2 separate regions of the Homo sapiens genome follow, and region 1 is linked to region 2. A link is a loop called in an ENCODE intact Hi-C map of the cell type or tissue named here. Cell type or tissue: heart left ventricle. All regions are shown on one strand.

The links. Peaks named below come from ENCODE experiments on the same cell type or tissue, not always from the same donor. Only the 100,000 strongest peaks of a DNase experiment are listed, where the experiment ranks them.
Region 1: a loop joins it to region 2, with 2.5 times the contacts of the local background. A loop is called at or near these places in 19 of 110 quality-filtered maps.

What each region holds. Positions count from the first base shown.
Region 1 is chr4:38,651,958-38,659,957 of GRCh38, reverse strand. All of the region lies in intron 1 of KLF3-AS1 (KLF3 antisense RNA 1), which reads left to right. Among named protein-coding and RNA genes, the nearest start is that of KLF3, 8.2 kb to the left of the region's middle. In heart left ventricle, no CTCF peak of the experiment used is centred here; no DNase peak of the experiment used is centred here.
Region 2 is chr4:38,560,763-38,568,762 of GRCh38, reverse strand. It overlaps LINC02278 (long intergenic non-protein coding RNA 2278), which reads right to left and starts at 4,760. Exons shown (of 3, transcript NR_146991.1): 1 at 4,647-4,760. RefSeq lists enhancers at 7,564-7,653, 7,784-7,863. In heart left ventricle, no CTCF peak of the experiment used is centred here; DNase peaks (open chromatin) are centred at 3,332, 5,695 and 5,912; H3K27ac peaks cover 1,968 bases.

The DNA of each region.
Region 1 (8,000 bases), 91 kb before region 2:
GGTGGGCAGATCACCTGAGGTTAGGAGTTTGAGACCAGCCTGGCCAGCGTGATGAAACCCCATCTCTACTACAAATACAAAAAAAGATAGAAGCCAGGTGTGGTGGTGGGCGCCTGTAATCCCAGCTACTTGGGAGGCTGAGGCAGAAGAATCGATTGAACCTGGGAGGCGGAGGTTGCAGTGAGCTGAGACTGCACTGTTGCACTTCTGCCTGGGCAACAAGGGCAAAACTCTGTCTCAAAAAAAAAACAACCGAGCCTGGCACTTCCCTCCTGGCTCTCTTGTTTCTCTCTTGCCCTGTGATCTCTGCACACACTGGCTCCCCTTCACCTTCTGCCATGCAAGGAAGGAGCCTTCCAACCAGCAGAACAGTGAGCCAAATAAATGTGTTTTCTTTATAAGTTACCCAGCCTCAGGTGTTTCCTTTACAGCAACACGAAATGGACTAATATGCCCATTCATTGTTTAGTCATTGTCCTATTTTCTTTTCTTTTTTTGTATATCGTTAACTAAAAACCCCCTTTCTTTTTTTGTTTATTTGCTACCTTTTTTTCTTATTAGGATGTGAGCTCTGTGAGAGCAGGGACATTGTTTTATTCACTTTTTCTCAAGCTTCTAGAACAGTGTCTGACAAATAGAAGTAGAAGGTGTTCCATAAGTATTTGTTAATTAATGTATGACAGCTAAGCTACCCCAGGACAATAACACCATGTTGAAATGGATTCAGGGGCTAGTGGACACAAGCCACTGCAAACCTCCACTTTCTCTTTTGTGACTTACATCACAGTATATCCCATCTCAGGCAGTCTCTTCCTGCTACACAAATACATTTTCTTGAGATTTCTTATTTCTTTTCCAATCTACTTTAGAGCTTTTCTATTTCTTCCCAGGGCATTTCTCCTCCTCGTGTGATGACAGACAAAGCTACCAAGGCAGAAAAGTGTCATGTGCTTGTGAATTTACGAGCAGCACAGATACATTTACCTTAAAGGAAAACAAAGCTATATGATTTGAAGTAAAATTAGAAATGCTAGTCTAAGAATTATCCATCTCTAAAACATTACAAAAGGTGTGGAGATTCTCTGCATCATCTCTGCAAGTTTCCACCTTTATTATCTATCCATCCATCTAATTTAGAATTGCCAGGAAATACCGAGGTTGAGTTAGGTGACCATGAGTTCTGGTGAAGATCAGACTGGATGTATGATCCACTCCCACCTCCAGAAGCTCTCAGCATTTCTAGTGCAGGTGGACAGTTGTCTTGGATTGTGTTTGGCAGGACAGTGCAATCCAAGGACAGTGGCACAGTGGAAATGTTGGTTCTTGGGACCTAACTCAGAGAGGTAAAACAGAATAAGGCTGTAGAGAAATAGCCAAGGGATTGGTGAACTGGACATTCCAAATAGGTTGAAGAATGGGTGTCTTGGGAATAATGGAGTGAGTGACCTGGAAGGTTAGGAGGTGAGTTGTCAGAGAATGGGGACCTACCTGTAAGTTTAGTATTTAGAGGTGAAGCAGTCCTAGGGGATGGTGCGGTCCAGGGAGTGCCTGCGGAAGTGGGAGAACTAGAAGGGAGTGGAGAAGATCCCTGAAGATGAAGAGATGAGTGAAAAGAGTGACTGGGGTGTTAAACATGGTTCCTTGTGGATCCTGAAATTACTCAGAGCTATGGGCAGAGTAAGACTTAGGCCCTCAAGTCATGTCTTAATTCCATTAAAAAAAAAAAAAAATGTCTGAGAAACATGGAAGATAGCCACCAGGAGAGAATGGTTAGAAGATATCCTTTTTCTATAGTTAAATCTGCTTTCCTTGAATCATGATTATTCAAATTAAAAATAATCACTTGGGCTGGGTGTGGTGGCTCACACCTGTAATCCCAGCACTTTGAGAGGCTGAGGCAGACAGATCATCTGAGGTCAGGAGTTTGAGACCAACCTGGCCAACATGGTGAAACCCTGTCTCTACTAAAAATATAAGCATTAGCCGGGCGCTGTGGCATGCGCCTGTAATCCCAGCTACTCTGGAGGCTGAGGCAGAAGAATTGCTTGAACCCGGGAGGCGGAGCTTGCAGTGAGCCGAGATTGCATCACTGCACTCCAGCAGGGGCGACAGAGCAAGACTCCATCTCAAAAGAAAAAAAAAAAAAATCACGTGTATTTCATTGTTTATTGGTTATTTTGCAAGTAAAATATGTCAGTAGTTTTATTTTCTACTTTTTATTGAAAACATATTATTTCTTCTTTATTAAGAGTTTCAGTCAACTTTTGGAGACCTGTCAGAGACCTTAAAACATTATTTATACTATGACTTCAAAGCGAAATTATTTATAATTTCCAAATCAATGTCCTACACATACAAAGAGACTGCAACTTCTTGCTGAGTTGGAGACTACCTAGATTTTTCCTGTGCTGGTAGTCAGAGTAAGTAAAGAATGGGAGACCCACAAAGTAAGAAAAACTACCTCCCTTGTTTTGGAATGAGGCTGTTTTTCAACTATTTTGGAGTAAGGTGGACTCTTTATGTTTCCATCCCTCTCCTCTATGTTAAGGAATAATTATTGGCATTTAAATCTTGAATTTAATCTACTTCAGTTAGTATTGCTTGAACTTTTACCATAGGTCTCGGGTGGGGGTGATAGTGCAAGAAATATGTATGACATAATCCCTGCATTCAAGGAATTAGAGAGAATATATGTATTATTCTGCTTAATTATTACACAATGCAGAAATAATAATATAATGAATACAATTTATTTTATTTTATTTTATTTTATTTTATTTTATTTTATTTTATTTTTGAGACAGAATCTCATTCTGTTACCCAGGCTGGAGTGCAGTGGCACAATCTCAACTCAGTGCAACAACCTCTGCCTCCTGGGTTCCAGCGATTCTCCTGCCTCAGCCTCCCAAGTAGCTGGGATTATAGGTGTGTGCCACCCTTGGCTAATTTCTGTATTTTTAGTAGAGACGGGGTTTCACCATGTTGGTCAGGCTGGTCTTGAACTCCTGATCTCAAGTGATGCTCCTGTCTTGGCCTCCCAAAGTGCTGGGATTACAGGTGTGAGCCACTGTGCCCGGCCAAGAATATAATGAATAAAATTTAGAAAAGGACAATGATATGAGAATTAAATGGATAAAAAGGTAAATTTATTTGTCCAAAATATGAGCAGTAATGTGTGGTTTGGTTTTTGTCTTCAAGGAGCTTACAGTCTTGCAAAAGAAATGACATCTGGTCAGGAAATCCTCAAAATCTTCATGGAGGAGGTGATATCTGTGTTAGAACTTCATGGCTGCAGAAGGGGCTAGAAATCACATTTTAGGATCTGGAAAGGGCATGGAGGCAAAGGGTCCAACAGGAACCTGGGTCACTTAGGAGTGGAGTGAGATAAGGTAGGAGAGGTCAGTCAAGGCCATGTTGTGGAGAAAATTGGAATTTGACATCGGGAAACCACAGAAGGTTTTTAAGCAGGTGAGTGGCATGATAGCATATAAAAATGACATGAAGTTTAATGTCAGTATAAAGCTCCAACAGTGCAGAGCAGAAGGCAGCAAGCAAAGGGTGCATACATCTATTCATGTATATATACATATGTCATCTCTCTCTCTCTCACCCTGTACACACATGCACATGTACATGTGCACGTGTGAGCATTTTTCTACCTTAGTGACTAAGCCAGCAAAGAGGCAGGGTGTACACTGTGCTCTAGGGAAGTGGTCTTGCCACCTTTTCTTTTCTGCTCATTCCAAGTGCATTGCATGCCCACACTTCCAAAACCCTGAAGTTTGAAGCATTTCCCTCCGTGTAAAAGCTCAGTTGCACAGGCTCCCCTGGTACTTGGCTGGGAAGAGGACTTCAGCCTTTTATTCCTTGGTCTCCCAACCTGGCAAGCCATTCTGCCTTCACAAATGCTTTGGAAGTTTTGCTGATCTGTCCTAGAAAAAATTAAACACATGGTTCTCCCACATGAACAGTGGAGAGTTCTTCATCACCCTGGCAATTAAAAAAGATTTGCTAATACACAAAAACATGAAAATGATAATAATGCTCATATCCAAGTGATAGGAGTAGGGGGGATATTTTTTCTTTGCCTTTCAATATTCTGAGTTTTTTTCTTTAATGAGCATGTATTCCTTTTGTAATAAGAAACAAGTGTGTTTTAAAAAATAGCTAAAATGCCAGGCATGGTGGCTCACGCCTGTAATCCCAGCATTTTGGGAGGCTGAGGTGGTGGATCACTTGAGGTCAGGAGTTCGAGGCCAGCCTAGCTAACATGGTGAAACCCTGTCTCTACTAAAAATACAAAAATTAGCTGGGCGTGGTGGCACGTGTCTATAATCCCAGCTACTCCGGAGGCTGAGGGAGAAGAATCGCTTGAACCTGCGAGGCGACTTTGCAGTGAGCCGAGATTGTGCCACTGCACTCCAGCCTGGGCGACAGAGTGACTGTCTCAAAAAAAAAAAAAAAAAAAACCGCTAAGAAAGAAAGAAACGGGCAAGTTGTGTATGATTAAGTGTCAGATCTGAAGCACAGTTTTGCAAGTTGGCCCTTTGAAAGCACCTCAGAGCCAGAGGTGCAGTCCTTTGATTGGGATTTTGAAGGGGGCTGAGTCTAGCGGGGCAGGAGGTGGTGAAGAGGGAGGCTCTAGGAATCAAGGGCAGTGAGAGAAGGCAAACGTCTTTTATTGACTGTGGGTTTTTTTTTTTTTTTTTTTTTTTTTTTTGAGATGAAGTCTAGCTCTGTCGCCCAGGCTGGAGTGCAGTGGCATGATCTCAGCTCACTGCAACCTCCTCCTCCCAGCTTCAAGTGATTCTCCTGCCTCAGCCTCCCGAATAGCTGGGATTATGGGCATGTCCCACCACACCCGGCTAGTTTTTGTGTTTTTAGTAGAGACAGGGTTTCACTATGTTAACCAGGCTGGTCTCCAACTCCTGACCTTGTGATCCGCCTGCCTCGGCCTCCCAAAGTGCTGGGATTGCAGGCACTGCACCCGGCCGACTCTTTGGCTTTTTAAAGACTGCTTGGATAGTTGGACCTGTGCTGGTTCTTGGAACTGGAATTTCCTCTTCAAAATGACACGTAACAGTATTTACTTGACAAACCTTTCCAAAGAAGAAAAGCTAAAAACAAACACAAAAAACAAAACAAAACAAAAAAAACCCACCAAAACCAAAAATAGAAAAGCCAGCAAACTAGAATGAGTAGAGCCGAAGTTCCTATTTCTGAAGAGATAGGAATATATTAAAACTCCTGGATCAAGGTCCATTCATCCTCTCTGGGGGTCTTTTGCCAGGATCTGTTGATTCGACGGGAAACAGAGGTGTCAGCAGTTGTGGATGTGAGTATGTGAGAGATGACCTGCAGCCCCCAAACACCATTAACGTGTCTGGTGCGTTGTCTCAGCAGGAGGGGCTTCTAGCTGCTCCGCTGTTTCTTTCTGAGCTGCATCTGCTTGTCTGTTATTGTTCGTAGGTTTTCTGGGTAACTATAAGCAACGGCCTTGTTAGTTCCTCTTGAGATTGCCCACTACTCCCCACCCTTATTTCTCACCTCCCAGCATCCTGTTTGTCTCCCTGACTCTGTTCCCCGCCCTGTCCCCACCCTTACAGAGCTACCAGCCCTTTTAGCCATGTTTTCTTCCCTTAGCTCATTAATTTTAACCTTTTATTAAGTGTTCTCACATCAAACAAGGCACGTCATCTATCCAATTGTTTATTCATTAATTTGTGCTTTCTTCTATCGTGAATATCTTTAAAATATGTCCAGATGTATATTGCAGTGTGTCTTCCCTTCCTCCCCTTGTCTTGAAGATACTGTTATATACCTAATGTAAATGACGAGTTAATGGATGCAGCACACCAACATGGCACATGTATACATATGTAACAAACCTGCATGTTGTGCACATGTACCCTAGAAACTTAAAGTATAATAAAAAATAAATAAATAAAAATTAAAAAAAAATAATAAAAAAGAATGGAAGAGGATAAAAGAAAGTATGGACAGCTTTGAATTATGTAAAAGGCTTTTTTTTTTTGGTGTGCTTTGCCCTTAAAGTTACTTGCTTGTGATAGGAACAAGAAATCTACAATATATATTGTGTTCATGCTCACATCAATATGTTTAGTTTATTAGATTTTCCAGAATATTTTAGCCCGTCAATAATTGTTGGTTTTTTTTTGTTTGTTTTTTGAGACAGAGTCTTGCTCTGTCACCCAGGCTGAGTGTAGTGGTGCGATGTCGGCTCACTGCAACCTCCGCCTCCTGGGTTCAACAGATTCTCCTGCTTCAGCCTCCCTAGTAGCTGGGGCTATAGGCGCGTGCCATCATGCCTGGCTAATTTTTTGTATTTTTAGTAGGGATGGGTTTTCACCGTGTTAGCTAGGATGGTCTCAATCTCCTGACCTCATGATCTGCCTGCCTCGGCCTCCCAAAGTGCTGGGATTACAGGCGTGAGCCACTGTGCACAGCCCAGCCAGTCAATAATTTTATGTGACGTGTCTGGACTTAAATTTAAATTTTTCTCATTGCTGTTGCAAATGGGTCTATTAACTATGAAACGTTATAGAGTCTAGCACTTAAGTTTTGCAGGTTTATGAGGAATATTTAAACATTTAAAAAAATCATCATAAAAGAAGTCATCAGTGCTCTAGCACAACTAAATATATAATTCTGCCTAGTGGTCATGGTATCTTCTCAATAGAGAAAATTCACTTTCTAAAAAAGAGAAACATTTAGTTTTTTAAAAAGGAGGGAAACACTTTCAAAATTTGAGTACAACTTTTGCTACACAGTAATGTATCTAATCAGTTTCCTTTTCTGCACTAAAGATAAGGGAAATGGATTCAAAAGAAGCAGGAATGGATGATGGTATTCTAAACTCATCTTGTTTCTTTTGCTATTTCATCAATATCTGAAAAATAAGATTTCCCCTGAGATTCACACGAATGTGTCTCCTTTTCCATGTTTGTTTATTTTCTTATGTGGCAAATTGTTTCAAATGCAATTGATTTTCTTTCATTTGGTACTATGAAGATGAGGGCGTCTTAAAGGAGTTCCCAAGATTTAGGAGGAAACAGGAGAAGTCTTGAGGAGCATTTGTCACCACCTCCCAGGAGAGACACTCTTGGTAGGATATCAGCTTACTTTCTCGAACCACATATCTCAAGGTGTTCCCAGTTATGATGCATTTGAAAGTACCTGTCTGGAGTCCAGTCCTCAGGACTTTTCAATTTTCATTAGGTGGTAGTTATCAAATGAGTAGTGTAGTTTGGATAATGACAAAATTAGTCACATTTATTAATGTATTTCCCTTAACTTTCTTCTGCACCTGCAGAAGTACCCTTAGATCCAAACAAACAAACAAACAACAACGCCCCCCCCTCCAAAAAAAAAAAAAAACCCCAGTTAATCTAGACCATTTGGTACAGATGACTGACAAAGATGCATTGTATAATTCAGACACAGCAATTGCTGTGTCTGAGATCTCGGCTCACTGCAACCTCCACCTCCAGGTTCAGGCAATTCTCCTGCCTCAGCCTCCCGAGTAGATGGGATTACAGGTGTCCACCACCACACCTGGCTAATTTTTGTATTTTTAGTAGAGACGGGGTTTCACATGTTGGCCAGTCTGGTCTCGAACCCCTCATCTCGTGATCCACCTGCCTCGGCCTCCTAAAGTGTTGGGATTACAGGTGTGAACCACTGCACCCTGCCAACACTGTTGATTATGTTATTATTTCAATTCCAGATAACAGTCTTAATTTCTGTCTCTCTCTCTCTTTTTTTCTCTTTCTCTCTTTCTTTCATATGGAGTCTTGCTCTGTCTCCCAGGCTGGAGTACAGTGGTGTGATCTAGGCTCACTACAACTTCTGCCTCCCGAGTTCAAGCTATTCTCCTGCCTAAGCCTCCCAAGTAGCTGGGATTATAAGTGCACGCCACCATGCCCAGCTGATTTTTATATTTTTAGTAGAGATGGGGATTTCACCATGTTAGCCAGGCT
Region 2 (8,000 bases):
TTCAGGAGGAAAATAAGGAATTGTTGCATAAATGCATGATATTTTTAAACCTGATAGATCAAAAGCATTATAACTTTGTGAGAAAAACTACAGAATGTGAAACATATTGTTATTAACCCAGCAAAGTCATCTTAATCATGTAGTGTGCATTAAAACTATTGCAGATATTTATCTTCTCCCACCTCCACATTTCCGTTAAAAGTGGGAGAGGGTGAAAAAAGTTTGTTTCTTCCCTTCTATGCATTAAATATATTTTAGTAGCTACCTCTGTATAATTTATTATCATATAGGGGATAAAAGTATGAATGCTTTCTCAATTTGAATGCCAACTCCACCTTTTATTAACAAACCGCTTAACCTCTCAATGACTGGTCTCTTATAAAACAGGGTTGTTATGAGAATTAAATAAGTGAATATATATGAAATGCTTGGCAAGTAAGCATTATGTACATGTGATACTTCTTCCTCTTTTTTTTACATCATCAATTTATCCTCACAAAATTTTTGTGAAGAAGATGAAGCAGGGGTTATTAAAGTCCTTGTGGAGAATGTAAAGCTCAAAATGACAGAGTAGCTACTTGGGGATCAAACATCTAGCTACCTACAAAAGTGGCACTCAAATTGAGGCATCCCTGGCTTGCCACCATATCTCCTCTTATTTCAGGAAATTGTACACTTCTACTTGGTCTTCTCCTGAATGCTCGGTGGGGTGAATTAAGCACAACTCTTGATTGAGTAGGCCTTCTTCCAATATTCATTTATTGATTGAATAGAACAACTAAGAAGTGGGTATTGCAGAAAGTAATATTTGGCTAACATTCCTTGATATAGTATCACAAACATTTAAGCATTTTATAGAACTTTTCCCCCCAGAGTAACCAAATGTTTGCTATTATTACTCCTTCAGTTAGATGGGATAAAGACAATTGGTGCTTAAGCCATTATTATGCCAAATTCAATAACTAAGTGTGAACAGGTCCACATGCCTGATGATATAACACAAAAGTCATATTACCGATGATGTAGTCATTGAAAATGAAACATTTACACAACCGAAAGTATGATTAATCATACAAGAGATCTATTTCCATATCTTTTGTCCACAACATGGCTATCACTACTTTTAATCAAAACACTGAAGCCTGAATCACTCTGGTAGGGCTTGAACAACAGCAACTATGACAGGGAACAAAACCTAGGAAGAAACCCCTTCATTTCGTTTATGTGTCTACTGGAAGCTCCAGGAGTGGGAGACGGGGAGCAGCTAATGTCGATGCATGTGGAAGAGAGATAGGTGGTGAAATTGACCGTAACATTGGGGAGCAAAGCTGAGAAAAAAGGCTACCGGGGCAAAGTGCTTGTTAGTAATAGACAAACGTTGCTATAAGGAAGTTTGTTATATTTCTCTCAAGTTTTAAAAAATATTTCTAAGCCAATTTCACATAATATATAACTGAGAGAAACCTTAGGACTTATGTGCCGTATTGTTTCACGTTTTTTGGTGAAGTAGGCAAAGGAAACTCAGGGAGGTCGAGTAATTCTTCCAATGTCACACAGCAAGCTAACAAGCTTGGTAATTGCCAAGTCAACAGTAGGTTACCAAGCTAGCTTGATAATTGCCAAGTCAAAAGTAGGGCTTTTGACTCTTTTCATTCAGCAGTAGCTCCCTACTAAATCCTGTGCCTGTTACATCATTAGCACTCCACAAATATTTGGTGAATAAAAGAACAAATGGCTCCCTGTCTCTTGTGGCTTTTGTCTGTGGACCATTTTTGTACTCCAAATTGGTGAAAAGGCTAAAGAGATTGCAATGTGCTTTGTGGTTGGCCATGGAGTTTGAGAAAGCAAAGTTTCTAGTCTTGGCACAAATTCAGAGATATTGGAAAAATGATCCCACTTCTTTTTACTTTTGCATTTGCCAAGGGGGGTTAATTCAGCAGAGATGTGGCTGATGAGAGGGTCAGGTTCTAAAGTCAGCCCCAAGATGAAAATCACAGGTTATCAAAACTACTCATGCAACTCTCTTAGGGAGGTGTCATGTCAGAGACTGGCACACTGTCTCTCAGCCAGTTTTCCCTCCATCATTGGAAAGCAGGGCTGTTTTCTTGTTTGAGTATCAGTGAAGCAGTTTGCTTGAATTTTGGGGTCATGTATATGAGAAATGTGTATTTTAAGCAAGAGACTGCATGGTGAGTTATCTATGAGCATGCAGTCAGTTCAGGCACAATAGATTCATTTCTCATGTTCACTCTGGGGCACATGCTTTTTAAGACCAACATTCATTCTCTCTCTCTCTCTCTCTGTCTCGTATATAATTGAACTTACAAAAGTTGAGTGCATGTAAGATTCAACTTCACTGTTCTACTTAGTCCACGAGGAAGACTGAACAAAACACTAATACAGGTACCCTAGAATCAAAATCTACATGGAAAGTATTTATTTTATTTTGTGGAGCTTCCTAGATAAAGATATGATTGCTGAACTTTAGAAGTAGATAAATTCCTTGGCAGTGCTATGATTTTTTTTTCTTTTTGCTGTGGTGGCTTAGAAAGAAAAAGGAAAATAAAATGTTTTAGTATGGATATGGCTGGAAAAAGGAGAATAAATTACCTGACTACTGAATTTAGAGAAATTTAAATGCAAAAGGAAGTCGTTTTCCAACACCCCTCCCCTCTGGTAAAAAAGCAAACAAAACAAAACAAAACCAAACAACCTTGGTTTACTCAGACTTACCCTTCGAGACTTGGTGCAGGCATCAAAACCTTCTATGGCTACCAATATCCTCAATAGGCTGTTTGTTCTTTCTGCACCTCTCTCTCTTCCCTTTTCCCTTTTCATCCTACACGTCTCTACTCTCAAATCTCCTTTCCCACTCCTGTTTATATTGGAGTCTCACAGCGGACACAGACCATGGTCTCATGGAGGCCTTTGTAAGAAGTTACTAAAGTTACTAAAACTAATGTGTTCCTACAGACATTATGAAGGAGGACTTCGGACAGAGACAGCAAGTTGATTTCCTGGAGCAATACCTAGGGAATTATTCTTTTGGCTCTGAGAGGATGATATTTTAAGTTGTTACATATTTGCTGATCTTCAGGAGATTGCTGGAACCATCCTGCATGTACAGGAAGCTTGGGCTCTTGGCCCAAATTGGCTCAGGGTCTAAATATTTGGAAGATGAATACTTGGAAATGCATTTAAACATTTAAAGCATTTTATTTATTTTTCCAGTGAGTCTCATTGTTAGTGCAGTACAACTTTGCAGCAAGACTGTATCTGCTGAAGACATGAACCTTGTGGACAAGCCCAGGCCTGGGCTCCACCTCAGGTCTTGGCGGGAAGCCAGAGGTGCATGTCTATTGGCTAATGTCCACACTCCTGAAGTGGGTTATTATTACAATCCCTCACCTTAAACGCCTGCATTCTAAAGTCATGCTAAGGGTCTGACCCAAATGGAACACTGGAACACACACAGACACACGCACGCGCGCGCACACACACACACACTTTTCAAACCAAATGTTGCACTATTTCCTTTCTTTTGTCAGTGCTGAATCTATATTATTATTGTCAGCTGTTAACTCTACACTGATGATGCACTGTGGTCAGTTTCCCTCTCTAGCCTTCCAGCCAAGGTATCTTTTGGCTGCTATATGCTTAGAGGAGGCAAACTAATATGAATGTATTAGATTATGTAAAACATAATTAGGGAGGGAAATTTGCTGTAAAAGCATCCTATGTATTTATAGAACTCAGAGGAAATTATAAGCAATGTGGGGGGAGATTTCATGTTCTTTAGACTCACAGATAAACTCTAGGACCTAAGTGATTGGAACTATTTCCCTATCGCAATCAAATTATCCAGATAATTACCAAATATCTACTTTGCTATGCTACAGAGTCACAAACGCACATTGTCTCAATGGCACGGGAGTAAGCATCAGCTTCATTTCTAATAGGTGAAGTAGAAAAGGGGGCCGGGCGGAGGGGCTCATGTCTGTAATCCCAGCACTTTGGGAGGCCAAGGCGGGAGGATCACGAAGTCAGGAGATCGAGACCATCCTGGCTAACATGGTGAAACCCCGTCTCTACTAAAAATACAAAAAATGAGCCGGGCGTGGTGGCGGATTCCTGTAGTCCCAGCTACTCGGGAGGCTGAGGCAGGAGAATGGCGTGAACCCGGGAGGCGGAGCTTGCAGTGAGCTGAGATCGCGCCACTGCACTCCAGCCTGGGCAACAGAGCGAGACTCCGTCTCAAAAAAAAAAAAAGAAAAGAAAAGGGGTGCGCTGGGGTGGGGGGAGTATGGGAGTACACCTGGCCTTGGTAATTGACACTGTAAGGTGTCTTAACAACAATGATAACAACCATCTCAATAGAATTTGGGATGTGGTAGCAACAGTAAAAATTATATTAAACTGGGCCCCATGCCCAGACTATCAGCCTCAAATAAACAAAGTACAAGAAAAACACTTCAAGAGGGACTAACTTGTGAATCAAGGAAGCTAAATAAGCCAGAGACGTGCTCGCCGGAGGAGACAATGCTTTCACCTCCTTGAAAAAGCTTTTGCCCAACCTAATTAAAATGCCCCATCTAATTAAAAATCTAACCATAATCCCACTGACAGCCCCTAGCTCCACCCCTTACCATTGTCACGATGCTCAGTTGAGCCCCCTTAGCTGAAAAATTATTGAAATAGAGTGGATTTGAGTGCGCAGGCATAATTCCCAGCCTACCACAGAGTTGGAGGCAAAGACGCTTAGTGATTTGCACAGTGGTTGGTGGTGTCTCACTCAGCAATGATGTATGACACGGATGAGTGCAGAGCGGCCATCTGCTGTTGAGGAGGGTGACAGAAAAGTCTGTTCTACTGTGGCAGATGACTCTCCCAGTGCTGGGCAGCTGGCATAGAGTGGACAAAGTTGGACAGGGCAAGTGATGCCCAGCAACTCTCTGGGGCAATAACTCAAGGTCTTCTCCCTTCTGTGGCTATATTCATCCCTGTCTTCTTCACACACACACACACATGCATAATAGAGTTGATATGATAAAATACAATTTGGAACATGCAGAAGAGGGAAGAAGCACACGCCTACCCAAAGGGTTAAAGTTGCTGGTCTGGAGCATGAGATGTATCTCTGAGTTTCCTAGTAGCCTGGGCAAAAAGAGAAAACCTGATAAATCATATGGCACATGTTACCTGGGAAAAAAAGCAAAAACAGGTTCCTAGAAGAAATAAAGTTTTTCTTAACAACCTTTCTAAAATCTGGGGTTTTTTTTTTTTTGGTTTTGGTTTTTTTACTTTTGACTTAATAGAAGGGAGAAATTGAATTTCTCAGAGTGTGTATAACAAAATGTCAAACTGCTAGAGTGCTTGGCCTATTGATAGGGAGAAGACTAGAACATGGCTTGCTCAATCATTAATGAGAAACAGGTAGCATTCAGCAGTACCCTGGGACTGGCTGATTGGATCTTACCTCTTCAGAACTAATAGAACATGATTTTTACCTTTTTATTTTTGCATATCTGTATTTTCTGAAACTTCCACAGTGAACATGTATGACATTTGTCATGCAAATATAGCTGGTTCTGGACTGTGTGATGTGAGATCCTCACCCTTCCTTCCCCTGTTCTGTATTGTGGGAGGGGCTTGACCCCTCCCGGCTGCAGTTCTCAGGGCCCTGTGTTAGCTGGCTTCTAGCTGAGTTTGGCTAATGGGAGGCTCTGGTGGGAGTTTGATGAGCAGGAGGAAGGAAGACGTCAGGGTATTTTTCCCTCTCCCTCTGTCCTGGGGTAGTATCTCTGGCAGCTGCTCCCTCTCTTCCACGACTCCAGTTTGCACAGGAAGTCTGTCATGGTTCCAGCTTCCTCTGGGTAATCCCAGTCCCTGGGCTCTGCTAGCATCACCTCCTCCCTTTGTCCCTCCAGCCTAGGAGTGGCGGCAACTTCCTGCTGCTGCTGGTCTCTGGATTGCCTCACCATCCCTTGTTTGGCTTTTAAGTTTCTTTCATCTCATTGCATTAACTTTCCTCTGTTTTAAATATTCGGAATGATTTCTGTCTTCCTGGTTGGGCTCTGACACAAAGAGACAAAAATGTATTTGAAACAAAAATGAATGGGGCAAAAGAATCTAGAGGAACATGAGTTAGAGAAATAACCAAAAAAGCAGAAGACTTCACAGATCATGGCAGCACACACAAAGAAATGTCCAGTGTTGGTGTGCAGCAGCTGGAAAAGACATCTGGTCACCTGAGGGCCTTTTAAGGCACATTTATAGGCAAAAATAGCAGCTTTACTTGGAGTCATAAGATCTACAAGTGAAGAACAACAACATGTAATGTATAGGAAAAAAACCCCTAGGATTTAGAGCCATAAGCTATGAATTCAGGTCCTGGCTTGTGGTGGATTGTGGTTTACTCTCCAGCATCCATTCTACCCCTCCCACTTGGTATAGCATCTGCAAGGCTTGGATGCTACTGGTCCAACCTTTAGGCCTCTAGGTTGTAGCCTTAATTGCCATGGGCATTGGCTCATGCATGGATATATACCCTAGGCCTGTTTTGGCATTCCCTGGCCACTGGTGCAAGAAAAGGGAAGTCTATGACTCTTGTTTGATAATTGGAGAAAGAAATATCCTTTCTCCTTCTGGACAGTGTGGTGGGTCCTGAGACTGCTTCAGTATTTTGCTATTAATAGAGAGGATGAGAATAAAGCTGGTACAAAAAGAAGGGTAAATCCAAGACAATTGAAATAAAACAGAGCTGAATTTCTGATCAAGCTATGTCTGAAGCCCACCATACCACTGGACTTTTTCTGTAACATATGTTTATACATTCCCATTACTGTTTAGAAAACATGGTTTGATTTGGAGTTTCTGTTACTTGCAACAAATATACAACGATGTCATTTTATTGGCTGTGTGTCCTTGGGTCCTGTTAGTCTGTTTTTGCATTGTTATAAAGAAACACTGGAGACTGGATAATTTATAAAGAAAAGAGATTTAATTGGCTCACACTTCTTCAGGCTGTATGGGAAGCATAGCTCTGGCATCAGCTTCTGGAGGGGCCTCAGGAAGCTTTCCATCCTGGTGGAAGGCAAAGCAGGAGCAGGCAGTTCACATGGCAAAAGTGGCAGCAAGATGATCAGCCTAAAAAAAAAAGAAAGCAGGAGCAAGAGAGAGAGTGTGGGTGGGGAGGTGCCACACACTTTTAAACAACCAGATCTCGTGAGAACTCACTTACAATTGGGAAGACAGCACCAAGCCACGAGGGATCTGCCCCATGATGCAAATCCCACCAGTCTCCACCTCCAACATTGGGGATTACATCCAACATGAGATGTGGGTGGGGACAAATATACAAACTATATCCATCAGCCACTTCGCCTTTCTGATCCTCAGTTTCCTCATCTATAAAATGGGAATAGTAAGATAATGTACCTTAGAACATTTTGTGAAGATCAACTGAAGTAATAAATGAGATGATGCTTTGTAAATTATAAGCAGCAACTTCAATCTTAGGATTACACATATAACTTATTTCCATTGTTAATGCATTTTTATGTCTCTCCTATATAGAAATAATTCATTTTATCAAGCATGCAGTTCTATAATACCTACTTCATTGCTGTGTCGTATTTATCAAGATTAATCAGCAATAACCACTATTTCACTCTGTACAGCTCTAAATAACTTACTTTTGAAGTCCCAGGTGACTATGCAAGCTTCAAAGGATTTACCTCAAAACTCTTAGTCAAGTGGAAACAGATTGAGTAACCCTTTGTGTGATCACTCATAACTCACTTGTAAAATGTGTGGTTTTCGCTGCCATCTGGAGCAGCCTGTGAAAGTGAGTGTGTGACTTTTCTCTCACATCGTGAAAGTTCAGGCGTGTCCAGAAAGGACCAACTGGTCAGTTCTGCCCTTGCCTCTTCTTGAGGTTGCTGCCCTGGGGTGGTTTGGTGACCTGGGAGAGTGGTTTAGGCATGAACCTTTCAAAGAGT